4 separate regions of the Mus musculus genome follow, and regions 2, 3 and 4 are each linked to region 1. The links are chromatin loops, found by intact Hi-C in ENCODE. Cell type or tissue: heart. All regions are shown on one strand.

Region 1 (5,000 bases):
TACATATTTATAACAAAATTAATAAAAACAAAACAATATTAGTGCCCACATAGGGGAGGGGCACAGAGCTGACAGGACTGACTGAAAACAGAAGGGACGGCATTGGTGGAATCTGGCTTGTGTTTGGTGTTTAGTTTTGCATGTTTGAGACTTCCCTTAAGAAATGAAAGACCATAGTGGCACACGCCTTGAATCCCAGAGCTTGGGAGGCAGAGGCAGGTGGAGCTCTGTGAGTTCGAAGCCAGACAGGTCTATAGAGAGTTTCAGGACAGACAGGGCTACACAGAGAAACCCTGTCCTGAAAAGCCAAAAGAAAAAAAAGTGAAAGAGAAAAATCAATGCCCAGAGGTGGCTGCCGATTCTCAGGGAGAGTCACCGGCTCAGGTCAACACAATCCATCATGAAAGCCAGCAAGAGCCCCAGACGCCCCGAAGAGGAGTTGGGCCTCTCCTGCCTAGTGCACAGCCTTAGCCTAGAGTACCAGTTCAGGCCAGTGGGCTCCCTGGAGCTCAGCTGGACCCTGAGACCAAGGGGATGGCACAAGGTTGTGTCCAGAGGACACTGCAGGGGACTGTGTCACCTGTCATTGCTGGAGCACCCCTGAGAGGCTGTGCTCACTCACAGCACTCCGAGCCTGTATGTCACTCTTGAGGTCACAGCTGGAAAGAGCGCCCAAGGTCTTCTGGCGTTTGCCCTAGGCTCTTTCCAAAGTGGACCCCAAGCCAGATAGCTCATTCAGAACGTCTGGGTGGACAGTGGGGTGCCAAGCATCAGCCTAGGCAACAACTTCTCACTGGAGTTTGGAAGAGTAAGGGAGAGAGAAGGGAAGAAAGAGGGAGTGAAGAAGACAGGGAGGGGATGGGGGGAGGAGGAAGGGAAAGGAGAGGAGGAGGAGAGAGGAGGAGGAGGGAGGGAGGGGCTGTCTGAGACCCAGTCCTCAGCAGCTCAGGAACAATCAGACACTGTCTCTCTCCTCCACCCCCTGGGCTGCTGCTGGCTTTCATCACTGACCTCACCCAGAGGGCAGAGCGCTAGGGGGAGGCGGGGGGCAGGGGGCAGAGGAAGGTCATAGGTCAGCCTTTGCGTGCTGAGCTGGATCAGGAATAGAGCTACTTAGGGAATGGTTGGGGGCGGGGTGGGGGTGCTCCCGGGCCCCTCATGAGGCACATCCACCCCACTCTTGGTGTTGTCAGCTGATGGAAGGCAATGGTTGAGAACAGACAGTTGCCGTCCACTCTAAAATGGTGGGATCTGTAGCTCCTCCTTTAGCCAAACTGGCCAGCATGGAACATTGGCCAAGTACTGGCCACTGTGCTACCTGTTGGAGATGGAGAGTGATTTGAATAGGCGAGGCTCCAGGCTCTGGGAGCTTGCAATATGGTAGAAGGTAGACAGAAGAAACTGGTCAGTAAGCAAGCACACCCACTCACATGCACACACACACACACACACACACACACACACACTCACAAACTGCCACATGGCAACACACGGTAGCCCTCTGATCTCCTGGATTTATCTCATGTCAGCCCAAAAGGTGTTGGTGTGTATTTGCCACAGGGACTGTCTCAGGTCTCTGCCAGCTACCTCCTCACCAGCATCTCCAGCGTCTCCTCAAAGATCACGAGGATGGAACCAGTCTCCTTTTCTACCATGTTAACCCCGGAGATAGGGTATTTCCTTCCATCTTGCTGGTGCTCCCCCTTGCTCCAAAGAGTTCATCAGCAACAGGCTCCAACTGTTTCCTTCACTGTGTGTGCTCTTGGCTGGCCGGTCGGCTGGGGCTTGGTAAGTTCTCCATACATATTCATAAGATGAATTTAGGAATTAGTGAGTGGGTCAGACTCACCTGACTTCTTGACCTTCACAGTAGCCTTGAATGCCATGGGCGGGCACGGCAAAGAGTGAGGAGGGAGCAGCAGCTGAGGCAGGGAGGGTCAGGCACAGCCTGGCATTCAAGTGATCAGCCTCACTCATTGTCCAACACTGGGGACTCGGGCTCTGCCATCAGCCCTGACTCAGCAGGCAGTGACCCTGTCACGGCTATTTTGGCATCCTTAGGTGGTAGTACTGAAATTATCCACCAGGTGGCAGCAGGTCCTCAGGAAAAGGGTGTGTGAAGGCAGTGGTCTGGGGTTGGAGCTGATGCTGGGAACCACAGAGCCCAGGCCTGGAATGGGAGGGTGAATTATGGATGTGTTTTGTGAATGATCACTCTCACAGATATGGCAGAGGGTTCGTTGTTACTGCACAGGAAAACCATGTGGTCCAGCCATTTCAAAGGGCAGTGCTTAACACTGGTCTGTGACTCCAGTATTATGGAGGAAACTCTGGGCCACTGCTGCCGTCCCAGTCACCTCTCCTCCATGATGTCCCTCCCCCCCACCCTCTTCCTTAGGATCCCTGTGGTCACTCCATAGAGAACCATGTCAATATCTACAAGCATTTTACTGCAGGACAGATGCATGCTTGGCTCCGGGGCCGATCCAAGGGCAGGGCAGGGCTTTCTGCCTGCTGCAAAGACAAGTGCTCACTTTGCCATTAGAATCTTCTACCAGGGGCTTCTTTCCTCTCAGGTAAACAAAGGTCCCAACCTGCCCTCCCTGCTCAGCTGGAACCGGGTTCTGGGCTGGGTGCGCTGACACACAAGTGTCCCACGGTAAAGCATAGTGTGGGTCATAGTTCACACAGGCATTGGCTGCGTGCGAAGCGTCACAGTTTTCTCGGCTGTTTATCATGACACCGGAGGAGAGGTTCCTAGCATCTGTGGGATCTATGGGAATACCACAGATTAAAAAGTCAGTGAAGGAACCCAGGAAGGAGAGAGGCAGGGGAAGCATTTTATAGCATGTCAAGACATGATCTCTAAGCTGCTATTGTTCATCACCGTCATCTTACAGTACTGGCAATTACATCTAGGGCCTCACACACAGGTTAAGTAAGAGCTCTACCACTAAGTCACATTACCAGACTTTTTGTTTTGTTTTTTAGTTTTTTGAGACAGGGTTTCTCTTTATAGCCCTGGCTGTCTTGGAACTCACTTTGTAGACCAGGCTGGCCTTGAACTTAGAAATCTGCCTGCCTCTGCCTCCCAAGAGCTGGGATTAAAGGAGTGTGCCACCACACCCGGATTTTTTTTTTTTTTAAGATTTATTATGCATATCGCCTTCTGCCTGTATGTATGCCTACAGGCCAGAAGAGGGCACCAGATCTCATTATAGATGGTTATGTGCCACCATTTGGTTGCTGGGAATTGAACTCAGGACCTCTGGAAGAATAGCCAGTACTCTTAATCTCTGAGCCATCACTTCAGCCCACATTGCCAGACTTTTAAGCCCCATTATAAAGGGGAAGAAAGTCGGGAGATGGTGGCACACACCTTTAATCCCAGTATTCAGGAGGCAGGGGCAAAGTGGATCTCTGAGTTTGAAGCCAGCATGGTCTACAGCATGAGTTCCAGGACAGCCAGGGCTACACAGAGAAACCCTGTCTCAAAAAAGCCAGGGTTGAGGGCTTTCCAGAAGAACAAAAACATAGGTTAATCCCATAGAATTGACTCAGGGACACCATGAAGGGATGTTATAGGACGTGTAATATTTCACCAAATGATCAAGTAAAAAACCAACTGTTTCTGGGCTGGCGAGATGGTTTGGTGGTTAAGAGCAGTGACTGCTCTTCCGAAGGTCCTGAGTTCAGTTCCTAGCAACCACATGGTGGCTCACAACCACCTGTAATGAAATCTGATGCCCTCTTCTGGCCCATCTGAGTCTGAAGATTGCTACAATGTACTTATGTATAATAATAAATCTTAAAAAAAAAAAACCAAAAAACCCAACTGTTTCCAGAACTAAGAGAAAGAGACTGGTGAGCTGGAACTATCCGGGAAGGCTCACTGAGCCTGGTGGGGACCAACATGGGGAGAGCGGCATGTGCGTCCTGCACTTAACTAAAGAGAGGGGCCTAGGTCAGCTTGAGGGTTAGTGGCTTTTGGTTTGGGGGGGGGGATGTTGAGACAGAGTTTCTCTGTGTAGCCCTGGCTGTCCTGGAACTCACTCTGTAGACCAGGCTGGCCTCGAATTCAGAAATCTGCCCGCCTCTGCCTTCCAAGTACAGGGTTAAAGGCATGTGCCACCACCACCTGGCTGGGGAGCTTAGTGGTTTAAAGAACACTCCAACCCTGTTCTCTTACTCTTGACTTTTAACAAACACTTGCTGAATGAGACCATGCTCCTCATTTTGTTCCACGGGAACTTGAGCCTTAGAGGTAGCTGGTGACCAGCTTCAAATTCCATGGTACAAAATGGCAGAGCCTGAGTATGAACTAGGGTTTTTTTGGGGGGGAGCTGAGGAAGCCATGAGTTGGGTCCCCAGTTCCACAAACAACACTGGGGAGATGGAAGGCAGGAAACCAGCTTATGTACAGTGAACTCGGGCTACATGAGATGCTATCTTGAAATCCAAACACATCGGCTGCAAAAAGAGCTTGAAGAGAATCACTCCTGCCTCGGACCATGGCAGCGAAGGGGTGGTGCTTCTCAGAGCCCCTTCCCCACCTGCACAGATTAATCTGTGGTGCTTCTTCTGCCTCACAGGTGAAGATGAGCCAGGGTCTCTGTACTGGCTGGTTTTGTGTGTCAACTTGACACAGGCTGGAGTTATCACAGAGAAAGGAGCCTCAGTTGAGGAAATGCCATGAGATCCAGCTGTAAGGCATTTTCTGAATTAGTGATCAAGGGTGGGAGGGCCCACTGTGGGTGGTGCCATCCCTGGGCTGGTAGTCCTGGGTTCTATAAGCAAGCAAGCTGAGCAAGCCAGGGGAAGCAAGCCAGTAAGAAACATCCCTCCATGGCCTCTGCATCCACACCTTCCTGCCCTGTGTGTTCTTGTCCTGACTTCCTTTGGTGATGAACAGCAACGTGGAAGTGTAAGCTGAATAAACCCTTTCTTCCCCAACTTGCTCCTTGGTCATGTTTTGTGCAGGAATAGAAACCCTGACTGAG
Region 2 (5,000 bases), 440 kb after region 1:
GTTGGACTCCCCAGAGGGTGAGCAACAGGGTTGGTTGGGAACCAAGTGCAAACCTTTAATTTTCTTGGCCCATAGTCTTCTATGAGAGAGCTTCCCTAAAGAACCCTAGGATACCTTGAACGGTGTGTGTATGTGTGTGTGTTTAAAAAAAAAAATCTGTGAAGGGGACTAGAGAAAAGGCTCAGTGAATGTGGGTACTTGCTGCTCAAGTGTGAGACCATGGATTCAAGTCCCCAACATCTCAGTTAAAAGCCTACCACAAGCCGGCGCGTGGTGGCACACGCCTTTAATCCCAGCACTCGGGAGGCAGAGGCAGGCGGATTTCTGAGTTCGAGGCCAGCCTGGTCTACAAAGTGAAGTTCCAGGACAGCCAGGGCTACACAGAGAAACCCTATCTCGAAAAACCAAAAAAAAAAAAAAAAAAAAAGCCTGCTACAAGCTCGGACCCCTGCAATGCTAACACTGTTGGTGGCGGAGACAGGATTGCTTGTGCTCGCTGGCCGCCAGTCTAGCTCCAGGTTCAGTGAGAGACCCCATCTAAAGGGAATGCAACAGGACACCTGACGTCCCCCCTCCAGACTCCGAATCTGCACACAAATATTAATAAAGTGGATACACACACACACACCTACCTGCACATATGCATGCATTCAGCACATAAACACATAATTGGAAAAAAAAATGTACCATGAAGCCTTGTGGTTTTATGACTTCTCTCTACTTGTTTTATTTAAAAAGCTGACCTCTTCCCCGAGCCTAAGTGATGTTACTGATTTTATGAGCATTGCAGGACGTTGTGCTGTGACTAAAGCTAGTGTGCCGGTGAGTGTCGTGATACTTATCGAGACTGTGATAAGTACCGCTCTGCATCCGGGAGTGAAATCCGGGTGTCGCTTCATGGCTTTAGGATGCCATCCAGGCTGAAGTTCCCGTACTTGGTGATGTTCTTACTGGCCAACGGGAATGGTAGAAATTTCCTCCCTGGCTCCACACTGTGATGCTGGCGAGGCCAACTCGTGACAGAGTTGCCTGAGGTTAGCATCACTGTGAAGCCACACAAACTTTGGTTCCAATGCCCGTTCCCACCAAAGACCTTGGCTTTCCAAATGGGGTGACTAGGAGAGGCATGTCGAGGGGCAGTTGTGAGTGAAATGGGTTTATGCAAAGGCCTTAGCCTATACTGCCTGGCACATAAGAAGCACCCAGCACATGGAAGCTCCTTCCAGAACTATTAGGACCTCAAGCCTTCTTTTGCTGTTCTGTATAAATGGATAACTCTTCCCAGTAGGTACTGCGGTAATTGGCAATCATCAAGGTGTAAGATGTTCTAATGGATAGAGAACAGTGAAATGAGGTCGCTGATCTGTTTGACTTTAGGAGACGGAAGTGCTGGTGTTTTCTCGCTGGGTCAGGAAGGAGAAGGAAGTGCTGGCGTTTCCTCACTGAGTTAGGGATGCCTCTCTTTGGCAGCATATTCAGCCCAAAGAAGACCCCTCCTCGGAAGTCGGCCTCTCTCTCCAACCTACATTCTGTGAGTGCAGACTGGGTGGCGGGAGTGGTCTCTGGGTGGAGAGGTGACTCTGTGGGAAGGCATCCTCGGGGTTTATATTATTAGTCAAGACTGAATTCCTGCATGGGAACTACTACTGGAGTTTATTCAAGAACCTACTATGACAGGCAGCCTCCTTGTGATAGGGTCCCAGGTGGTGGTATCCAGTCTGGCTTGCATTTTAGTTCAGATAATTCATTTCAGTCATGTTTAAAGATCAAATCCAAGCTGGGTGTAGCGGTATACCTCTACTCTCAGCAATCAAGAGGTAGAGGCTGGGGGATCTCTGTGAGTTCAGGGCTAGCCTGGTCTATAGAGTTCCAGGGCATCCAGGGTTCAGAGAGAGACTCTGTCTCCAAAAGTAAAATAAAATAAGGTCAAGTTCGGGGCCTTGAGAGATGGCTCAGCCAAAAAGGGTACTTGTTGCTCTTGCAGAGGACCTGGGTTGGGTTCCCAGCCCGGACAAGGATGGCTCACAACCATCTGTAGCTACTGTCCCAGGGGATCCACCGCCCTCTGCTGGCCTCTACTGGCACTGCACTTACAAGGTTCACAACATACATGATGGCAGAGCACTCCTACACATAGAAGAAAAATAAATCCGCAGTTGTTTTGAGAATGGAGTCTCTGTGTAACCCTGGCTGTCCTGGAACTTGCTATGTAGACCAAGATGGCTTCAAACTCACAGAGATCTGCCTGTTCCTGCCTCGGGAGTGTTGGGATTAATGGTGTACACCCACATACACTGCCCCCCCCAAAAAAAAAAATCAAGTTTATTTCGGAGATTCACAAAAGATGTTGACTTGTCACCGTTAGTGACACTTGAAAGGATAATAACAGTTCTGAAAGAGGGGGTCCAAAAACATCTGGGGCCATGACAGCACTGGGACAAAGGTAACTTTCCAAAGGCAACATGGAGCCCCCCTGAATGCAGGGCCTGCGCTTAGAAAATACATAATAAAGCCATTCCTAGTTATGAGATGTAGATACACACAGGTCCATTCCTAGCTATGAGATGTAGATACACACAGGTCCACGCACACAGGCCTTTCAGCATCTGTGACCACAAATCTGGTCCTTCGTTCCCACCATATTCCTGCCCTTACATCTGGGTGCTACTGCTGTGTCTTTCACACCAAGAGATGATAGACCCTCGTCTCTTTGTCCCTTTCCCACGTGACATTTGTGCAGATGAGCCAAGTCTTTACAAGTCTGTGGGTTAGGTAGCAAGCATCACCCCAGCTCTAAAGGCCATGAGTCCATTGCCTCTAGTCCCCAGTTAGGATCATGACGGCAGCCCCTCTAAGGCCAGGGATAAACAGTGTGGGATCCTAGTTCTCCATGCCTTGGACTTCAAGCCTCCTTCCAGACACCGACGACAGAGATGCACTTGGTACTCTCACTGGGACAACCCTTGTCCTTAAAGGCAGCAGCGTGCTTCTAACGCTACTGTCTGAGAGTGACTGGAAGCTCACCCTCCCTGCAGTATTTGCAGGACATCACAGGCAAGTGCTGGGATAAGGAAACACAAAACATGGTGCACAGAGTCCTTTTAAGATGTGTGTATTTATTATGTGTGCAGCATTCTGCCATCAGGTCAGAAGAAGGCACCAGACCTCATCATAGATGAGTGTGAGCCACCATGTGGTGGCTGGATATGAACTCAGGACCTTTGGAAGAGCTGCCAGTGCTTTTAGCCTCTGAGCCATCTCTCTATCCCCCAGGGGGCTCAACAGCATCCTGTTATTCCAGGACAGTGGCTCAGGTCCTGAGGAAGGCACATAAGGTACCTCATAGCCGTGTCTTCTGTGCACCTTTTGCTTGGGCCACCCATCCTTACAAGAGCCTGTAAGGCTATGCCTGCTGCTCTATGCCTGTTGCTTTGCCTGCCCAGAGGCATCTTCTCTAGTCATCAATTTCATAGCAGCCAATTGATAACTTTGTGTATCCACCAACCTTTTAGGTGCTGAGTAAGGAAAAGAGGGACCTGGCTTGGTGGTACAGGTCTATAATTCCAGCTGCTTGGGAGGCTGAGCCAGGATTACAAGTTCAAGGCCAGCCGGGACACCACAAGACCCTCTGAAAATTGATAGTATATTTAAAAAAGGAGTTTCTGGAGAAGGAGGAGATGAGTCAGGGGAGGGATGTGAGGGCCTAAGTTTAATCCCCAGAACACTTTTAAAATCTGGGCGTGGGCTGAAAAGACAGCTCAGTGGTTAATAGCACTTGCAGTTCTTGAAGAGGACGCAGGTCAGATTCCCAGCACCGACTTGGTGCTTCACAACCATCCATGACTCCAGGACCAGGAACCTAGTGTCTCCTGAGCTCCACAGACACCGGACATGCATGCGGTGTACACACACACACACACACACACACACACACACAGACACCGGACATGCATGCGGTGTACACACACACACACACACACACACACACACACACTCACACACACACACACACACACACACACTCACACACACACATACACACACACACACAAACCTAATTTTAAAAAAATCTAATAAAATAAAACTCTGGGTACTGTGGCACATGAGTGGGGGGCAGTGCATAGGAAGAAGACACCAGGCTGAGGACAAGAGGCTCTTGGGACTCACTGGCCGGCCAGCCAGCCACCCTACTTCATGAGCTTCAAGACAGTGAAAGCCCCTCACCATAGGTGCTGAAGAAGGGGCCGGGTGGGGGCGGGGTGACTGGGAAGAAGGTGGTTACTATGGAAAATGCAGAGGGGAGGGAAAAAGAGACCCTACCTATAGCGCAACCCTACCTACAGCACGCCTTTGTTTGAAAATATCATCATGAGAGCTAATACCTATATGCTGACTTCTTTATTGTTGTGGGGGGCAGAGTTGAGACAGGGTCTCTCCATGTAGCCCTAGATGTCCCGCTCCTTCATCTGTAGATTGAACTGACCTTGAACTCACGGAGATCGACTTGCCTCTGCCTCCTGAGTATTGGGGCTAGAGATGTGTGGCGACCATTCCTAGCCTGAAATTGTTTTCAAACTGTAGATAGTACCTGAGGAATGACAGCCGAGCTTGTCCTCTGGCCTCCACACATGTGTGTAAACATTCACCTGCACACACATGAACACTTATGTACACACACACACACACACACACACACACACACAGTAAGAGATATATGTCCGTGGAAGTATATTCAAGTCCCAAGGTTCAAGCCCCAGAAACAGAAACAGAAAAAAAAAAGAGGAGGCGAGGGGCCAGGGAGAACCAAATCCCAGCATCTGTTGCGTGGGTAGACATTTTAACAAGGAGAGTGATGTGGAAAGAGAGTTGTCACTTTAAATAGGGTGCTCAAGGGAGTCCTAACCAAGCAAAGGACATTTTAGCATACACTTGAAGGAGTTCGTCCCTGTCTTTTTCTATCTCTTTCTATCCACACATGCACACACACACACACACACGCA
Region 3 (5,000 bases), 380 kb after region 1:
AAGGTGACAGACACCAAGCCAAGTCCAATAAGCGACCAAAAAATTACCACAGAAAGGGCGCGGAGAGGAAAGCTTTCTCAACGCGTCGAGTTTTCCTCAGATTTTTCCCGCGCTTCCTCTTTCCGCCACTCACCCCGACTCGAACCCACAGCCTCCCCGAGAATTTTCAAGGCGACACCCGCTCCGGCTTTCCCGTCCGGTCCAGAATTCTAACGCCGACCCAGAACGCGGAGGCCGGCAGCCCGCCCTGTCGTCGAACAGCTCCGGGCTTGGCGCCAAATGAGGGCCGCGGGAGCAAGCCCCCTTGATGGGCGGGGCCTGGGGCTGTAGGCGGGGCTCGGGCTGTAGGCGGGGCCCAGTGTGTGTGGGCGGGGCTCAGGTTGTGGGGGTGGGGCTCGAGGTTAGCTAGAGAACCTGAGCAGGCAAGGAAAGGCTCCCTGCGGGTCATCGGTAAATGTAGCACAAAGGAGAGCGGAGGGTGGGGCAGGGGCCCTAGTGAGGGCTGCTGGGAGGATGCGGGAGTGGGGGGTCTTCGGGTCTCCGAGGTTAGCGAGGGCAGTGGTGGAACATGGACTCTGAGGAGAGAGGTTTGGGTATGAGAAGAGAGTCTGGGCATCCCTTGGGCGAAGGGAGTTGCTGAGTCACGGGGAGAGCCTTGGCCGCTGACAAGGACAGGAGATGACGACCTTGGACTGTGAGGAGGTCGAACATGGGGGTCCCTTTCCTCCTGCCTGGGGCCGCTTTCACTCCAAGGTTTTCATACCTAGCTGGGTAACCCAGCCTTCCCATCCCCCCTTCTCTCCTGACTCTGCATTTGCGGTCCTCTCTTCTGGGATGGAGAGTAATTTTTTTTTTCTCCCTAACGTGGTTCTAAATGGTCTACAGAAACACACGAGGTTTTAGTTCTGTTTATAGAAACCCCGGGCCAGCCATGATGCCAGCAAGGCCTCTCTCTAAACTGTTTCCTTTTCCCCTTAGATGGAAACTGACAGTTCAGAGTCATGAAAAACTTGAAAGACCACCTGCAGAGGTTGCTTTAAGTGTCTTAGATGACCCACCAATACGGGCGACCTCTATATTCTTTTTGAACCTTTTAAATGGAATAAATTCCAAAACAGTTGACATTTTGAAGGACAGACCTATCTCCCGTGGATAGTTTTTTAAAAGGCTATAGCTTTTCAAAATGCTTACTTTACAGAATCATTGCCCGTCTTCTCGAATGGAAATTGTTCACTTGAAAAGGAACCCAAGGCGAGTGTGGTGGCGCACTCGGGAGGCAGAGGCAGGCAGATTTCTGAGTTTGAGGCCAGCCTGGTCTACAAAGTGAGTTCCAGGACAGCCAGGGCTACACAGAAACACTGTCTCGAAAAACCAAAAAAGAAACCCAATAGCGATGGCAGGCTCTCCTTCTGAATCCACCGAAAATACAGTAACTTTTGAGCAACTCGCTAGAAGACATCAACAGTATACCGGAGAGCTACCAAAGAGCGCAGCAAGACGATTTAGGGAAATCTAACATATGTCGTTTGCTGTAGTGACAGCTGGGAGCAAGAAATGCTCATAATATTTGAAGGTTGTGTGCAGTACACTCAAAGGAAGAAACTGAAATGAGCTCGGTAATGACAAATTCATGAAGTGAAGAGAAAGGCTTGTTAGGATAGCATACCGATGGTTCCGTGCAACTTTTTAAACGTTTAAAAACAGCCACAAACAGGGAGTGAAAAAAAAATGCAACTTCTCGTCCAATCAGGAAAAAAAAATTCTGTAACAATTCTGAGTATTGTGAAGTGGCAGTTTCAAGTTGACGAAGGAAATGAGTGAATGGTGTTGGAGCGACTGGGTAGCCATCTGCAGGGAAATAAAACTGGAAGCCAACTTCACACCTTACGCCAAAATAACTTCTAGATGGATCAAACCGAACATAAGAAAAGCCTGAGAAGAAAACATGTGGCCATCTATTTTTACTTAAGAATGTTTTCTTTTTAAGATTTATTTATTTTATGTATGTGAGTACACTGTCGCTGTCTTCAGACATACCAGAAGAGGGCATCCAGATCCCAAGACATTCTTAAGGGGGCTGGAGAATTGACTCAGTGGTTAAGAGCACTAACTACTCTTCCTAAACGTCCTGAGTTCAATTCCCTGCAACCACATGGTGGCTCACAACCATCTGTCATGGGATTTGATGCCCTCTTCTGGTGTGTCTGAAGACAATGACAGGACAGTGTACTCACATACATACAATAAACAAATCTTTAAAAAAGAAAAAGAAATTAAAAAAAAAAGAATGTCTTTTAATCTATTGTGTTTTACTTCTTATGTATGAATGTTTTGCCTGCATGTACGTACATCATGTGAGTGTCTGGTGCCAGTGAAGGTCAGAAGAGGGTGTCAGATCCACTAGAACTAGAGTGACAGATGGCTGTGAGCCACTGTGTGGGGGCCAAGGATCGAATCTAGGTCTCCTGCAAGCGTAGAGCATAGCACAAAATTCAAAAGCCATAGAAGACTGATAAGATTATGTGTATGTGCGTTTGCCTGCATGTATACATGTGTACCACGTGTGTTGGCAACTTTCAGGCCAGAAGAGAGCATCAGATCCCCCAGAGCTAGAATTACAGGTAGTGAGGAGGTGCTCTCAACCATGGACAAGAGCCTCCTCTCCAAGCTCCTGATAAGACTATATTTAAAAAAGAAAAACATCAATCCCAGCACTTGAGAGGCAGAAAGAGGTAGGAAGATATCTGAGTTCAAGGCCACCTGGTCTACAGAGTGAGTTCCAGGACAGCCAGGGCTACACAGAGAACCCCTGTCTCAAAAAACATAGATAGATAGATAGATAGATAGATAGATAGATAGATAGATAGATAGATAGATAGATAGAAAAAGAAGTTCTGCATGGCAAGTGCTATTTTCCTATTTAAGACATTGAAAACATAGTAAGCCACTTTTGTGTTAGTTACTGCCAGATAATATGGCTTATTTTTTGCGGAGGGACTTCAGGAATGACCCAATTTTCATATACTGGGGAGAGGAGTCATATATTCTAAAGACTTAGTAAAACAGTCATTGGGGTTCAAAGGACCTGAGTTTTAAACCACTGCACTGTACTGCCCCTCTGTGGACAACCACCTTATAGCGAAATCTAGGCTCCTGGTCCCACTGGGGATCTGGGGAATTATCACACCAGCTGTCTGTGAATGTATATCCTTGGAATTTCAAGGGCACAAATTTGAGAACTACTTTGATAGAGAATTAAGAAAGTTTCATCACACATGCAACCCCACCCAGATCATTTGCCAGACAGATCTTTCCTTAAGACATTGATTGCATTTAGAAAGTGGGCATTGATTCCCAACTGTGTGCCAACTCCTGCACTAGATCTGCCATGGTAGAGATTCAAGGACAAGGCACCAGTGCTATTGAGGGCTGAGGTGAGAGAACACAGACAGTCGCAACGCTGCTGTGGGACATAACTCTTGAGTCTGCCTCTCCCTTTGCATAATTTTCCACAAATAGTTTCATCTTGAACTTAGGACTATAAAGCAGTTTTTAGAAACCAAACAGTGATTCACTTTGGCGAGAGATTTAGAAACGTGTCTTCCCTGAGGCCGGGTGCTCATACACAAAAAAGCTGTCCAAAACCGTTCTCTTACTGCAGGCACTGGTGAGCCGGTGCTGAGATGCTCTGCAACAGTGGCTCTCAGCCTTCCTAATGCTGTGCCCATTTTAGCCCAGTGCCTCAGGCTGTGGTGCCCCCAGCCAGAAAATGTTGTTGCTACTGCATAATTGTAATTTTGCTGTTATGAATTGTAATGTAAATATGTTTGGAGATAAATTGTTGCCAAAGGGGCCTTGACACACAGGTTGAGAATTACTGTTCTAGATAACATTCTGTTCTTAGATTCAGTCTAGACATACATACACATGCACAAACATACACACACACACACAGGCTGTATACCCCCTTAATTAATAATTTGCTTCCACTAGTGTGTTTTATGTTTTTCTTTTCTTCCTCTTTTTTCTTTCCCCTTTCTTTCTTCTTTCTTTCTTTCTTTCTTTCTTTCTTTCTTTCTTTCTTTCTTTCTTGCTTGCTTGCTTGCTTGCTTGCTTGCTTGCTTGTTTGCTTGCTTGCTTTCTTGCTTTCTTTTTGAGACAGAGTCTCACTATGTAGACTTGGCTCTCCTGGAAATCACAAAGATCTACCGGCCTCTACTTCCTGAATTCTTGTATCAAAGGTCTACAGTACCATGTCCACAATATTGTATATTTGGAAAGTGGAAATCTGTGGCCAAATGTGGTCCAAACATATGAAAGAAAAATGTTTTTCTCATGTTCTGTTGTGTGACCTCTCACAGGATGAAGTTGGAACTTCCAAAAACACAGAGAGAACCGTGTCCCTCTGTGTTAACCTTTCCCTTTTTATTTTTGTTTTTTGAGGCAGGGTTTCTCTGTGTAGCCCTGGCTGTCCTGGAACTCACTCTGTAACTGAGGCTGACCTTGAACTCAGAGATCCTCCTTTCTCTGCCTCCCAAGTGCTGGGATCATAGGTGTGCACAAGGATGTGAGTTCAGTCCCTGCCACACCCACTCCAGTGGAGTTTGCATGACAAGTCCAAAAGCTTGGCTGCAGTCCTGAAGCACAAAGTTTCACAGAAACTGGTCTCCTGGAGCATCTTTAGCATAACATACAGATGTGGCCCAGATAGGTCCTTGCGATAGTCGGTGTAGGATTTAGAGTGCTTGCTTTCAGTATTGTTTTATTAAATAAGTGCCTCCAAGGAATGATTTGACAAATAGCAAAGTTAGATTGGCCTCCACCAGTGTTCCAACAGCCTAGGCAATCATTGAGCCAACCTTGAGCTTTGAATTTCATGAGAATGCTACTCATTCACACGAAAAGCCTCCAGTGTTGATAGAGAGATAGTAAGAGAAAGCAGGCATTGTAGTTTACTGGATTAGAGTAGAAATCTCAGGACAAGTTCTACAAAATTAACT
Region 4 (5,000 bases), 430 kb after region 1:
ACCAAGGTGCTGATCATCAGGCTGGAGCCCAGTTCTACTTCCATAATCCTCTGATTCACCTGGCTCATGGAGCCAATGATGCATGCTGAGAGACAGACAGGCTGCTAAGGAAATCTGACCAGTCCTACCATGCCCGTTACCGCTCCTCCTTTTGCTTTTTCAGGTCTTTGCCTCAGGATCTCCCCGGACACTGGGAGTCTCAGAATCCTGTCGCTCAAGCAGGTTCACTCTCCCGTTCATCACCCTCAAGTGTTCTTACCATGGGGAGAGCATTTGGGAAGTGAAGGTGCCAAGAGGGACATGCACCATAGATAGGACCAAATGGAGTGCGGCACTAGGAGGAGACCCAAGAGAGAAGGACCCTTTGCAGACTGGGATGAGATCACATTAGATGGTGTCTTAGGAGGCTTTGAAGGTGCACGTGCACAGTGAGAGGCAGAGCGGACGGGGCTGTTTGCCTGGTGGGAGCATGGCTTAAGGTCTGGGCTTATTTATAACTTGAGAGGGTTATTGGCTGACAGACTCTGAGGTGGGGACCTGTGATGCAGGGATACAGCACACCTTTAAAAATCCAGCACTCAAGAGGGAGAGGCAAGCAGATCTCTGAATTCAAGGTGAACCTGGTCTACAGAGCGAGTTCCAGGACAGCCAGGGTTACACAGAGAAACCCTGTCGCAAAAATAAACAAAAACAAACCAAAACAATAAAACCTCAAGGCAAACAACGCTTCAAATCAAGACAATCCTTTTGAGGGTAGAAAGGCCTTAAATATGCAGAGGAAAGGACCCTGCTCTGTAGAGTGGGCTCACAGATGACTTATATGAACTATAAGCACTCATTGTAGCGCGTGTCCTGGTTGGGTATTCTTGGTCTGGCTGTGGGCAACAGCTTTAGAAGGATACTGGGTGGACTCCCCTGCATCCGCTTTCTCAAGGCATCCTCCAGCACTGTCCGAACGTTGGCGGAGACCACCAGGCGCTCGTCCAATGGAATTATTGGTAAGGCATTGACGTTGATAATGTCCATTGTCTTGACAGCTATCCTTCACTGACCAATTTCTTGTAAACCGGCAGACAAAAAGTTTTCTCTCTCTCTCTGCTCCAGTCTTGCTCGTTATCCAATCAGCCTGCTGGGAAACACAAAGGGCATAAAACTGTCTTTAAAAACAACAGCCTGCTGATCTGGACTCTAAGGGGCCAAATGCAATCTTGTAGGAGGAACGGCTGTTGTTTGGAAACTCTCTTATTGTTTTTCCAAGCTGATGCAAGCTATTTATTCAAAGTTATCTGTTTTCCAAGGTAGCCTTCCTCTCAACAGCCTGTCAGAACCGCATCCTTGACATCTTCGAGGATTGTGACCATGTAATCTTCACCTTTGATATCTCACAATTCCTTTAAATATATGTATATGATGCCTGTGGAGAACAGCACTGGTGAGCTCCTTCTGGAACTTTCTACCTTATTTTTAGAGATGGGATTTTTTTTTTTTCGAGACAGGGTTTCTCTGTGTAGCCCTGGATGTCCTGGAACTCACTCTGTAGACCAGGCTAGCCTTGAACTCAGCAATCGGCCAGCCTCTGCCTCCCAAGTGCTGGGATTAAAGGCGTGCGCCGGCGCCCCCGCCGCCACCACCACCCATCGAGATGGGATTTTCTATTCAACCCTTTTAGCCTGACTTGCCAGACGACTCCTAGATCTCACCTGTCCCTGCCCCAATGCTGGGGCAACAGTGACGGGTGGGCGTGTATGACCTTGTTATCAAGATACAGGGTCTCTTAGTGCGGGCCTGCTGGCCTCCAACTCAGAGATCTGCTTTACAACTGTACCCAAAAAAGGAAAGAAAAAAAAAAAAACCACATACCTAATTTTGGTAGAATGAATTTAACACAATGATACCTTGAGTAGTCACTTTGTCACTGATAATGATTGTGTGAGCCAGTGCTGAGTCTTCAGTGGCTGAAAGTAGAGGCCATTGAGCAAACAGATTGGGCACCTATACACTGCCACTTCCCACTGTATACTGCCCCATGTGGTCATGTGTGGTGCTGCACCCTTTTAATCCCAGCACTCAAATGGGGAAGTGGGGTGGGGTAGGGGTATGGTGGGGGGGGATGAGGCAGAAAAATCACTGAGTTCAGGGCCAAGGCCAGCCTGATCTATATAGTGAGTTCCAGGCCAGTCAGAGCTACAAAGTGAGACTTGTGGATTTGTTTAATGCTTGTATATGGGTTCCCAAATTGCACAACAATCTGGCATGTGAGATGCTGAGGGTCCCTGCCCCCAGCTGGTTCTATTCGGTAAAGTTGCCAGTGGCCAATGGCTGTGCAGGAAGACAGAGGCAGGACTTTAGGATTTGAGGGCAAGGGGACTGAAGAAGGATTGAGAATCACCACAGCAGGAAAGGAAGAGGATGCAGGCTTGAGAGCTACGGAAGACAGAGCACCTGCCATGTAAGAGCTGGGGAAGAGCGGCGGAGCAACCCCACCACTAACTAGGTCTGGGTAGCAAAGATGGAGTATAGTAAGTAATAAATAATTCAAGAGTATTGGAGGGGAGGTGTTAGCAACGTGGAAGTTTGGGAGTGGCCCAACCACTGAGGTGATTTATGTATATTAAATATAAGGCTCTGTGTGTGTGTGTGTGTGTGTGTGTGTGTGTGTGTGTCTTTCACTTGAGAATCCAAAGCATTTGGGTGGGCAGCAAGGAACTTGAGCAGCCACTGCCGGAGAGATTAGGGCAGATTAATCAAATACAGCAACAGAGATCCCATCTCAAAAGTAAATCAATAAATACCGAAGGCTACCACGCTAATTTGTTTCTTTAAGCAGTCAACAGCAGGGCTACAGAAATGACTCTGTGGGTGAGAGTGCTTACTTCTCTTGCAGATGACCTGAATTTGGCTCTGAGCATCCATGCCAGGAGGCTCATAAGCGCCTCTAACTCCAGCTCCAGGGCAGCTGATGCCCCCTTCTGGCCTTTGGAGGTATTGCACTCAACATGTATAAATAAATATGCACACATATACACTTAATTTAAACTTAACATTTTTAAAATTGTCTTTGAGCATTAAAAGAAAAAGCATTCAAAGCAGGTAACCTTGATTCCTGCGATTCACATGGTACAGGTGAGAAGAGACATCCACAAATTGTCCTCTGGCTTCCACTGGGGCACACACACTAAATACACAATGACTAAATAAATGTAATTTAAAATTAAAAAAAACAAAAACAAGCAGCAGATGTCTGGAAAGACGGCTCAGGGTTAGGAGTGTTTGATGCTCTTACAGAGAACTTGAGTTTGGGTCCTAGCACCTAGGCTGGGCCGCTCATACCAACCTGTAACTCCAGGGATTTGGTGCCCTCTTCTGGCCTCTGCATGTGGGCATGTGCCCCCCTCATACATAAGAATCAAATCAATCTTTAAGAAAACCCAGTAAGCAGATATGTATTTATATTTGCCTTAACTTTCAAAATCTAAGGATATAAGCTATCTTTTGTTGTTTACTAAGATTTATTTATTTTATATATGCGACTACACTGTCACTGTCTTTAGACACACCAGAAGAGGGCATCGGATCCCATTACAGATGGTTGTGAGCCACCATGTGGTTGCCGGGAATTGAATTCAGGACCTCTGGAAGGGCAGTCAATGCTCTTAACCTCAGCCATCTCTCCAGCTCTTGTTATTTTTTGAGACAGGGTTTATAATCCCTGGCTGGCCTAAAACTCACAGAGCTCCATCTGTCTCTGCCTCCCTAGTGCTGGGATCAAAGGCGTGTGCCTCCACCTCTGGGCTGTCTTTTTTTTTTTTTTAAGTTAGAAACTTAATACATTTTCCACTCTACAAAATAACAGTCTTCACGGCAAATTTGTTGTTTGTTTGTTTTTTTTTTTTTTTGAGACAGGGTTTCTCTGTATAGCCCTGGCTGTCCTGGAGCTCACTTTGTAGACCAGGCTGGCCTCAAACTCAGAAATCCGCCTGCCTCTGCCTCCCGAGTGCTGGGATTAAAGGCATGCGCCACCACACCCAGCGGCAAATTTGTTGTTATAAACTTCCTAAGTGTGTACTGCTTCTTCAGTTTTCAAAGTAGAGTCATAAAGTAGAAAAGAGAGTGGGTCAAGGAGAGAGATGATTCCAGAACCAATCCCCTTCTCATCGGTCTTCCATGTTTCACCTGTGTCCCAGTCACAGCTTGGCTGTACTTCTAGAACTTGTATGAAGAGTCTTCAATTGCTTTGGTAGAAAAATCACTTAAATAACTAGTTTGCATCCATTTCTGACATTACTAAATCATTAGAAAGGTCACTTGAGGACCTGGAGAGATGGCTCGGCAGTTAAGAGCACATATTGTTCTTACAGAGGACACAAGTTCAATTCCCAGTACTGATGTCAGACAGATCATGAATTTCTGCAACGCAGCCAGGAGTTCTGACCCCTTCTTCTGGCCTCTGAGGACCCCTGTACTTGCATCCACGTGCTCACACACATACATTGACATATAATTTTTTTTACATGTTTAAAAGTCTATTTTAAACTACTGATCTTCCACTCCCTCTTTTGTATACACTTACTCATTGAGACTCTAGCTCCCAGCTGGCCAGAGGACTGTTCCAGAGGTCCTCAAGGGGGAGCCTGGCAGGGACCAGCTGGGCAATTCCTGAGGACTGCAGGCATCAGGCTTCTTCCCAGGACAAGGGAGATTTCTGGCTAAGCCTGCACCTTTTCTTGGACAGAAGGCAGGAAGCTCCTCCTCCTCCTCCTCCCTCCTTCTTCTTTTTTTAAAAAAAGATTTGTTTGTTTATTTATTTAATGTATGTGAGTACACTGTCACTCTCTTCAGACACACCAGAAGAGAGCATCGCATCCCATTACAGATGGTTGTGAGCCACCATGTGGCTGCTGGGACTTGAACTCAGGACCTCTGGAAGAGCAGTCAGTGCTCTTAACCACTTCTCCAGCCCTGGAAAGCTTATTCTTAACAGGATTTCAAATTGCATGTAA

Evidence for each region. Peaks named below come from ENCODE experiments on the same cell type or tissue, not always from the same donor. Only the 100,000 strongest peaks of a DNase experiment are listed, where the experiment ranks them.
Region 2: it touches region 1 in a loop (3-fold over the local background); 12 of 42 quality-filtered maps call a loop at or near these places.
Region 3: a loop joins it to region 1, with 7 times the contacts of the local background. A loop is called at or near these places in 5 of 42 quality-filtered maps.
Region 4: a loop joins it to region 1, with 3 times the contacts of the local background. A loop is called at or near these places in 14 of 42 quality-filtered maps.

What each region holds. Positions count from the first base shown.
Region 1 is chr15:79,222,825-79,227,824 of GRCm38, forward strand. Gm52189 (a long non-coding RNA gene) reads right to left here and starts at 1,665. Exons shown (of 2, transcript XR_003951548.1): 1 at 1,596-1,665. Gm30527 (a long non-coding RNA gene) reads right to left here. Exons shown (of 2, transcript XR_384244.3): 2 at 2,430-2,773. RefSeq lists an enhancer at 611-1,276. In heart, CTCF peaks have their summits at 2,085 (motif pointing right) and 3,198 (motif pointing right); a DNase peak (open chromatin) is centred at 2,077; H3K27ac peaks cover 1,165 bases.
Region 2 is chr15:79,659,994-79,664,993 of GRCm38, forward strand. It overlaps Cby1 (chibby family member 1, beta catenin antagonist), which reads left to right. Exons shown (of 5, transcript NM_028634.3): 2 at 1,378-1,531. The coding sequence starts at 1,454. Gm30877 (a long non-coding RNA gene) reads right to left here. Exons shown (of 3, transcript XR_384249.3): 3 at 3,097-5,000. Among named protein-coding and RNA genes, the nearest start is that of Cby1, 3.3 kb to the left of the region's middle. In heart, a CTCF peak has its summit at 2,069 (motif pointing left); no DNase peak of the experiment used is centred here; H3K4me3 peaks cover 198 bases.
Region 3 is chr15:79,604,829-79,609,828 of GRCm38, forward strand. It overlaps Dmc1 (DNA meiotic recombinase 1), which reads right to left and starts at 281. Exons shown (of 14, transcript NM_010059.3): 1 at 134-281. It overlaps Fam227a (family with sequence similarity 227, member A), which reads right to left. Exons shown (of 18, transcript NM_029407.1): 18 at 4,748-5,000. In heart, a CTCF peak has its summit at 3,122; a DNase peak (open chromatin) is centred at 443; H3K4me3 peaks cover 838 bases; H3K27ac peaks cover 771 bases; H3K27me3 peaks cover 555 bases.
Region 4 is chr15:79,648,735-79,653,734 of GRCm38, forward strand. Fam227a (family with sequence similarity 227, member A) reads right to left here. Exons shown (of 18, transcript NM_029407.1): 2 at 903-1,126; 3 at 3-97. The coding sequence starts at 1,026. Among named protein-coding and RNA genes, the nearest start is that of Fam227a, 7.7 kb to the right of the region's middle. In heart, CTCF peaks have their summits at 2,028, 2,239 (motif pointing left) and 2,967 (motif pointing left); no DNase peak of the experiment used is centred here.